Regions from separate parts of the Homo sapiens genome. Here region 1 is linked to region 2. A link is a loop called in an ENCODE intact Hi-C map of the cell type or tissue named here. Cell type or tissue: breast epithelium. All regions are shown on one strand. Each heading gives the region's core, and the rest is flanking DNA. Links, peaks and the distances in the headings are about the cores only.

What was found. Peaks named below come from ENCODE experiments on the same cell type or tissue, not always from the same donor. Only the 100,000 strongest peaks of a DNase experiment are listed, where the experiment ranks them.
Region 1: it touches region 2 in a loop (13-fold over the local background); 2 of 110 quality-filtered maps call a loop at or near these places.

Annotation. Positions count from the first base shown.
Region 1 is chr21:19,965,462-19,969,872 of GRCh38, reverse strand. It overlaps LOC105372745 (a long non-coding RNA gene), which reads right to left. Exons shown (of 4, transcript XR_937603.2): 2 at 3,144-3,199. Among named protein-coding and RNA genes, the nearest start is that of LINC01683, 68 kb to the right of the region's middle. In breast epithelium, for the core only: no CTCF peak of the experiment used is centred there; no DNase peak of the experiment used is centred there.
Region 2 is chr21:19,895,756-19,900,166 of GRCh38, reverse strand. It overlaps LINC01683 (long intergenic non-protein coding RNA 1683), which reads left to right and starts at 412. Exons shown (of 3, transcript NR_146910.1): 1 at 412-466; 2 at 2,083-2,144. It overlaps LOC105372745 (a long non-coding RNA gene), which reads right to left and starts at 383. Exons shown (of 4, transcript XR_937603.2): 1 at 154-383. In breast epithelium, for the core only: no CTCF peak of the experiment used is centred there; no DNase peak of the experiment used is centred there.

The sequences.
Region 1 (4,411 bases), core at 287-4,286, 70 kb before region 2:
ATTTGCTCAGGAAGAATAAAGGGGATAAAGCTTAAGCTGAATTTTAAAAGGTAACAATAAGATATTACTCAAGATAGGCGATTAGAATGAGAAGAACAAATTTCTAAAAGAAAACCTGCAGGAAAACCTAATTTTGAGGAGCACAAGGATAGACATAGATATGCCAAAGAACTATAATTTATTGTCCCTTTGTCATGTGCCTGGCCATGTACTAGGCACTTTACATGTATTTCTTTCCTACAAAAGTCTTGTAAGTATATATTAGAAGATAAAAGTATTAAAGAATTAGAGAATTTGAAAGGGTTAAATAAGAAACTCCTTATAGACACAAATATAAGCCTTTCCTGACTCCAAAACTCCTGTTATAAAAACTAATGTCAAAAAACACTATGAGTGGCTTCATACAAGGCAATAAACAAAAACTTCCAAAAGGATTACAGATACAATACAGAATTGAAATGAAAATTATACAATAGAGTGCAAATTAGAGAGTGGCAGGTAGCATTTATAGTGTCACTGAAATAGGATAGAGGAAGTCAGTATGTGTTCAGTTGCAGAATGATTGGGGAGTGAAGAGCCAAGGTTACTAGGTATACTATTTTAAATGACTGCACTGTGAATGAAAGCAAATGACAGAATGTTTACTAAAAAAATTTTACATGCATTTTTAATCTGAGAAAATTTTATGGATTTTGAAAACTATTTTGTGGTCTATCAACATGGTACTGGAAGTCATCGTGTGATAATAAAAGACATTTTTAAAAAGACAGTGGCATTAGGATTGGAAGGCAATAAATAAAACTGCTCCTTCTACATATAGCATATATAGGATTTTTCAAAATTATAGATACATAATAATTAGTAAGGAAATTTAGCAAGGGCAAAAATTCAATGTAATTCTCACTATAAGGAAAAACATAGAAAATAGAAGATAAAAATGAAATGTTTCCAATAGCATTAGAAAGATAAAATACATAGTAACATATCTAACAGAAGACGAGCAATAACCTTCCAATACGAACTACAAAATGTAAAAACTGTCAGTTAAAGACTCTCTAAACAAGTACACTATTCAAGGTTCAAGGTTGGGAAAAGTCAGTATTGTGAACATGTAATCTCTCCTAATTAATATATTGATTTGATGCAACTCCAACAAAAATCCCAGCAGGTTTCTTGGCAAAACTTGATAAGTTGTTTTTGAAACTTATATGAAAAATAGAGCCAATAATAGTTTGAGAAATCTTGCAGAAGTATTAAAGAAGCTGAAGAACTTTTATTTTCAGATATAATTATAAAATATACATATATAATAAATATGATAATATACAATTAACTCAGAAATAGACACCTAGACAAGAAGAATATGATAAAATGCCAGAAAAAGGCTTATGGAGTCTTTTATGTGACTTACGGAGTCACATAAAAATGTGATATATATTGAAATGGGGAAGAATTTATTTTTGATACTGAGCCAATTAAATACCAAAAATATAAATCGTGACTCTTACATCATTGTATTTACAAAACTCAATTCTCAGTGCATTGTAGACTTAAATATAAAAGACAAATACTATTTTCTAGAAGAAAATATATTTCGATCTTTATGATCTAGGAGTGAGCAAATATTTTTTAGGCAGGACAAAAATATATAAGCCATGTAGTAAAATATGAACGTTTAACCTACATTAATCTTAATGACTTTTATTCATCAAAAGGCACCATTAAAAGAATGAATAGACAAATCACAGACTAATTTACAGTTTATATTACTGACAAATAACTCATATCCAGAATATATACAATATTCTTACAAATCAATAAACGACAGTCCACCAGTTTGCTACAACTGCAACAAATAACCACAGAGTGGCTTAAACAACAGAAATGTATTGTCTCACAGTTTTGGAGGTTAGAAATCCAAGATCAATGTGTCACAAGGTTGTTCCTTCTAAAGGCTATGAGGAAAAAAATCAGTTTCATGTCTTTTTCCTAGCTACCGGTGGTGGGCTGGCAATGTTTGGCATTTGTTGACTTCTGCTAAGGCATCTCAATGTCTTCTTTAATCTTCACATGGTATTCTCGCTATGTGTCTGTGTATCAGAAATTAAATTTTCCCTTTCAATAAAAGCATCAAGTATATTATATTAGAGCCCACCCTACTTCAGTATGACCTCATTTTACCTAACTACATCTGCAATGACCTTACTTTCAAAGAAAGTCACTTTCTGAGGTTCTGGGTGCTAGGAACTCAACACATGAATTTTTGAGGAACACAATTCAACCCATAACAGTCAGACAATTCAAGAGATCAAAAATGCAAACACTGGAAAAGATGCCTACAAAGTGGATCAGCTAAAACACAGGAAAACATGCTCTACCTCATTAGTCAACAGAGACCTTCAAGATAAAATCACGATTAAATTTTAGTACACAAACACTAGAATAAATAAAATAAAAAAGACAATAGCCAATGTTGTTAGACAATAGCCAAAAAACCCTGAAAACTACACATTTGTAGTAGATCACAAACACACACCCACACTATTTTTGTATTTTCATATAATAAAATATTTCATAACAATGATGAAAATTAATATTGACTGGATATCTCACTAAATAAAAAATGCCAGATGCAAAATAATCTATACAGTAAAATTCCATCTTGCACACTATACACAAATATACAAAGTATTTAGTGTTGAACATCAGAAAGATTATCAACTTGGAGAATTTTAGTGACTTGGAGGGAAGCTGAGGGTAGCTTCTGGGGGCTAGTGATGCTTTATTTCTTGATATAGCTGATGGCTATAAGGATAATTCATTTAATGAAAATCCATCAATTTGTACATTTGCAATAACTTCTTTAAAGTTTTTGTATGTATATCCTCCTTCAATTAAAATTACATAAAATATTGGAAAGTTATTTTACCATAGTGCTCAATATCACTTGCAAGAGTCTCTCCAGATAAAGTACGTCTATATATTCAGTTTCAGGATAAGTCTGTTTGAAATGAATAGATCATGTTTTTAATAAGAATATGAAAAAGTATGTGAAATAAAATGTTTTTTAAAAAGTTATTTCAGTGCTTTAAATGCAATAAACTTCGCAATTAAAAATTATACAATTTTGCATATGGTCTTACTTGATTTTGCTTATCTTAGTGTGTCCAGCATGGTGTATTTGCAAGTTGTTCAAATCCTTTAGAAAAAAAAAACACAAACACAACTATAAATCACTGGAGTCACACTGACATATCCATAAATATATTTTATTTATTTTCATAACCATCAGTATCATCAGTATAAGTAATATTATAATATATAGCAAATTTTAAAATATAGTAATATTTCAGTAAGTATAATTCTGGAACTAAGTGAAACCTCACCTTAAAAGTTTACTTATTTATTTATTTAAATAAAGTTCAGTTTTGCATAATTATTTGAATGAGGGTTCCAATATACTGATTACATAGCATATAATAAATTCCTACATGCAAGGCATATAATCATTTCCAGCATTATTAAAAGTTTTTAGATTTAATCAAAATTTGCTTCTATATTGGGCAGTAGAAAATACATTCAGGCCTGGTTGTGCCTTAAAATATTTGCAAATAAGACTTGAAATCATATTTGGGTCAAAACTATCATCACTATGAATAATAGAAAAAAAAACCTTAAAGACAGCAATCATAAATACTTGGAAAAAAATGATATTTTGCTTCTTTCATAGATCATGACTAACAATAATTTTTTTTTATATTTTCATGATGAACCTGCTTGTGATTTCAGATGTTTTCTTAAAAAATATTTTAAAAAATAAATATCAGTTATTCAGTTGACATTAAAATAAAATCATTATTAATTCAAACTTAAGGATGTCAGCAATGTGGCAAAGAAAAAACCTTGACCCCCATTGCTCCAACAGAACTTTCAACTAGCGACTATCTACAGACAGAACATCCTTTTGAAAACCTCAGCATCTGGAAACAAGCCTGAGACACCTGTGTGGTGTGCAGAAGTAAACAAAATCTAAATTTGATGGCTAAGAGGAATGGTCTCACTCTGACTGCACCCCCACCTCCCCTTCTACCAAAGTAGCATAGCACCAGATAAAGATTTTCCTGGACTCACAGTTTCTATGAGGGGAAAAACGAACTTGAAACAGTTATCTGACTTCACTACCATTCTAAAAAACTTCTCAGGAAGTCCACTGTGGTCTCACTTAATGAGGAATACTAAGAGAAATGGCATGGCTTGACCACCCAGGAGTAAAACAAAGCAAATGACAAGGATTTTGGTGTTACCACTGCATCCTGCAAGCTGTAGCACTTGGTCAGAGGCATCAATCAACCTCTTAGCTCACTCACAGAGCTAAGCTTGTCACCTTTAAAAGCACAGTAGGAAACACAAT
Region 2 (4,411 bases), core at 341-4,340:
TCCGGTGGCTCTCTGCCTCAGTTTAGAAGCTGGGGGGAGGGTGCAGGGAGGCCGGCGGGGGGAAGGGGGGCGGTGGTGGGGGTCTTCCATTCGCAACCTTACACAGGTTCCCGCGGAGAGTGTGAAGCCCTCAGGGGCCTCTTACTCACTCACCCTTTCCTGTGTTGGGGAGCTTCTCCTGGCTCCGCGTTTATCCCAGACAGGCTGCTGCCCAGCTGCACTCCTCTCTGTTCTCTGTGTCGGCTTGCTGCCTTGATCGAGTCCGACACGGTTTCTTAGATATCAGCTTGTAGGGTCAGTGTTCACCAGCCCTTTGTCTCCTCCCTGTGAGAGCAGCGCGCAGGAGCTACTTCCAGGCCGCCATCTTGACTCAACCCCTCTTAATGATTCCTGTGTCTCCGGCTTTTAGAACTGAAGCAGTTATAAGAATATAGACATATTCCACTCAGTCGGAGTGTTCATAAAGGTGTTTATTTTGTTTGTTTATTTATGTATTTATTTATTTATGTAATCCCTGCAGGATAATTCTAAGTTGGTTTACTGACAACTATACGGTAAAATATTTATCTAATGCATTTGTCTTTCTTTAGTACCTTTTCTCCATGTAGTTTTGTTTGAGATAAAAGACAGACTCTCCCAGTTTTGAGGTAAAGCACACCTTAAAAAGAAATTGTTTTAAAACCACAGACTTCAAGCTGGTGTGGAAATAAAATTCTTGTTTTTAAATTACACTACTAAAGATTTAGATTTTTTTGTGTGATGAAGTCTCACTCTGTCGCCCAATTACCAATAAATATATATAGTAGTGAAGCATGCCCCACATGAAATGTAGTTGATATAACATCCATAAACTTTTGCTTAGATGAAAAAGAAAACAAAATTTAAGAATAACTTGATTATTTGAACAAGTCATAACATCAAATAACTGTAGATGGGAAAACCTGGGCTGTATTTAAAAAGAATACGTGCTGGGCTGGGCACGATGGTTCACACATGTTATCCCAGCACTTTGGGAGGCAGAGGCAGGTGGATTGCTTGAGCCCAGGAGTTCGAGACCAGCCGAAATTACAAGAATTAGCCAGCGTGATGACACACTCCTCTAGTTCCGGCTACTCAGGAGGCTACTCAGGAGGCTGAGGTGTGAGGATTGCTTGAGCCTGGGAGGTGGAGGTTACAGTGAGCCAAGATGGCACCATGGCACTCTAGCCTGGGTGACAGAATGAGACCCTGTCTCACAAAAAAAAAATAAATAAAAGGAGAGAGAGAGAGAGAGAGAGAGAGAGAAGGAAGGAATGAAGGGAGGGAGGGGGAGGGAAGGAAGGAAGGAAAGAAAATGAAAAGAAAAGAGAGAAAGCAAGCGAGCAGGGAGGGAGGAAGGAAGGAAAGAAGGAAGGAAAGGAAGGAAGAAAGGGAAGGAAGGAAGGGCATACATGTATGCTTTGTAAATTATGCTTTTTAAAAAACAAACTATTAAAACTGTAAAGTTTGCAACTATCTAGAAATTTTAGGAAAAGTTACATATATATATATACCCTGTATTCAGCACTACTCTAAACAGTAGTTTTATATCAGAGAACAATATAGACAGAAATTTCTACATTTACAAAGCTTACATTATTGCAGGAGATAAATAATAATACACGTAATTGTAGACTACATTTTATAATGTGCTAGAAAATGTTAGGTATTATGTCATTGAGGTACTTGCATCTTTATTTTCCAGTATTTTACTCAAGAGACAGCTGTATATATGTTACTCCAATAGGCAATGCCTTTATTCTTTTTCAGTTGGAAGTTCTTATTCTATTGGACTATTTTTTAATTATATGAGCACCAGAAAATTCATCTGAAAACACAATCTAATTATTTTAGTTATTTTTGAAAGGCAGTATTTGTTTTACAGTCTAAGGAGCATCAGTTTAAATCTTACAAATATAATACAATAGACAGAAAGTTTGGAAAATGTTTTACACTACACAATTTTTCTATATTCAACAAAATATATTACACCTTTATTAGAACACTATTACTTGCACATATTTCAATGCAATGTAGTTATTATTTTTCTATTTCCTTCCCCAGCGATATTAAGCACCATACTATATCTCAGCAACATGCATATGTTTGAATGGAGTTCATGAAAGGTAAGAGGAAATAGGGTGGAAATGAACCACTACCTCCTGATCATAGTGTTTGGTGTTAAGAAGCTTTAAGATGTTATGAAGCTTTAAGAACATCTGTTTGGTGTTATGAAGCTTTAAGATGCTTCAGCTTAACCTAATTTCCACTATCTAGAGACATTAAGAGTATTTTAAACAATATTGAAAACCAGACACTTGATTACTTCATCAGAGGGGTTAAACAGTGACAATCTGGAGGTGTACAAATAATGCCACTCCATAATTATTGGACTGAGATTGGTGTTGTAATGCAAATAATAAGATTATATCCTCGGTTAAATTATATAAAGCATGGTAACCTCCATTAAAATGTCACCATATCCACTCATATCACTAGTTTGAAAATATGTGTTTTCAATTTGATTACACAGAATATATTTTATTATAAAAATAAGTAATAAATTAGCCTAGAGAAAGGAATATTTTATTATTGGCACAAAGTCACAGTCAAGGAATACTACTTCATTAGTACTTAGTCATCAAATGTTTTATGTTATTTAAGACTCCCTTGAAAATGCAATGCAATTGGTACAGATTTTTACTTACTAAGTTATATATATCACCATCCTGTATAAATATTAACACATTTCTGTATTTTCTTTAGGCACTCTGTGCTATATGCAAATGGAACATATTTTTCTCTCTTAATATTTGATTCTTTCTGTTGTGGCAGACAGACCCTAAGGTTTTCAATCTCTTGGTGTTAAAGCCTTTGTGTAATCCCCTTCTTTAGAATGTGAACTAGATTTGTGACTTGCTTCTAACTAACAGAATATGACACACATAAAGCAATGTCACATCTGTGATTACATTACACTGTGTAAAACTGTTCTGCTAGCTCTCCTTGTCCTGTTGATCTTTAAGAAGCAAACTGAGATGTTTTGGTGAGGGTCTGCTTACGAAAAAGGTTACGTGGCAGAAAAAATAAATGGCTAAGCACTAAAGGTGGCCTCCATTTGACAACCTTTATGGATCCAGAGCCCTCAGCCACAGAGCTTCAAGAAAACAAATTCTACCAACAGCCTACACGAGCTTGGAAGTGAGTTATTTTGCCATTTGAGACTCCAGATAAATACACACCTTTGATAGCAGATTGTGAGACCCATAGTATTTTTCTGTATTATGAATATATAGTTACCACTGTTTCACCAATGTGCTGTTTTTAGAATCCTGCTAAACAATAAACAAAAATTATTTTTATTTGTGGCTAATGAGCAAGAAAATCTATAATACAATCAAATAGGTGTGTACTTGTTGAGTCAAAAGACATGAATTTGAATAGATATCATCAAAATAGTCTCCCCAAATTAGGATTTAATTTATCCTTTTATCATAGTGCAAAGAATTCATGGTCCAAAGGATATTTAACCTCCACTACCTTAAGAACTCAAAGTTAGCACTGCCAACAGACAATGGATTTTAGAGACTGCCCTAGATTCATTGCCAATGTTATCTCTGAAAATGAGATTTAGCTCATGACACATATAACACACCATTCATCTGCATGATTCATTCTCCTTCAAATAACTCAATTTGGGGTGGGTTTATTTGACTGACAAAGAAAATATCATAGGCTTGTTGTTGAATTACAAGTAAAGTTAGTAAAGTGAATATCTACCATGATTTGTTTCTTTAGTAAATTGTATTGCAATGTTGTATATGCCCAAAGTATAAAGTTCACCAAAAAAAGGCAAATGTCCACCCTATATTAATTTATTCATTTATCTACCAAAGCAATTCTAGACCTGTTCTAGCATGTTAGTTATATATATAGACTTAGGTATGCCCCAGAGTATTACTGCTATAAAGAACTACCTGAAACTGAGTAATTTATGAAGAAAGAGATTTAATTGGCTCACCGTTCCACAGGCTTAACAGGAAGCATAACTGAGAGGCCTCAGGAAACTTACAGTCATGGTGTAAGGTGGAGGGGAAGCAAGCACATTCTTCACATGGTGGCAGGAGAGAGAGAAAGAACGAGGGGGAAGTTCCATACAGTTTTAAACCATCAGATCTCCTGAGACTAAACTCACTATCATGAGAACAGCATGGCGAAATCTGCCCTCATAATGCAGTCACTTCTCACCAGATCCCTCCACCAACATTGGGAGATACAATTCAACATGAGATTTGGATGGGGACACAGAGCCAAACCATATCAGGTATATTTGCAAGAACACTTTACAGAAAATAAAAAGGCCAAGAACAATGCATTGAAAAGTTACTGTATC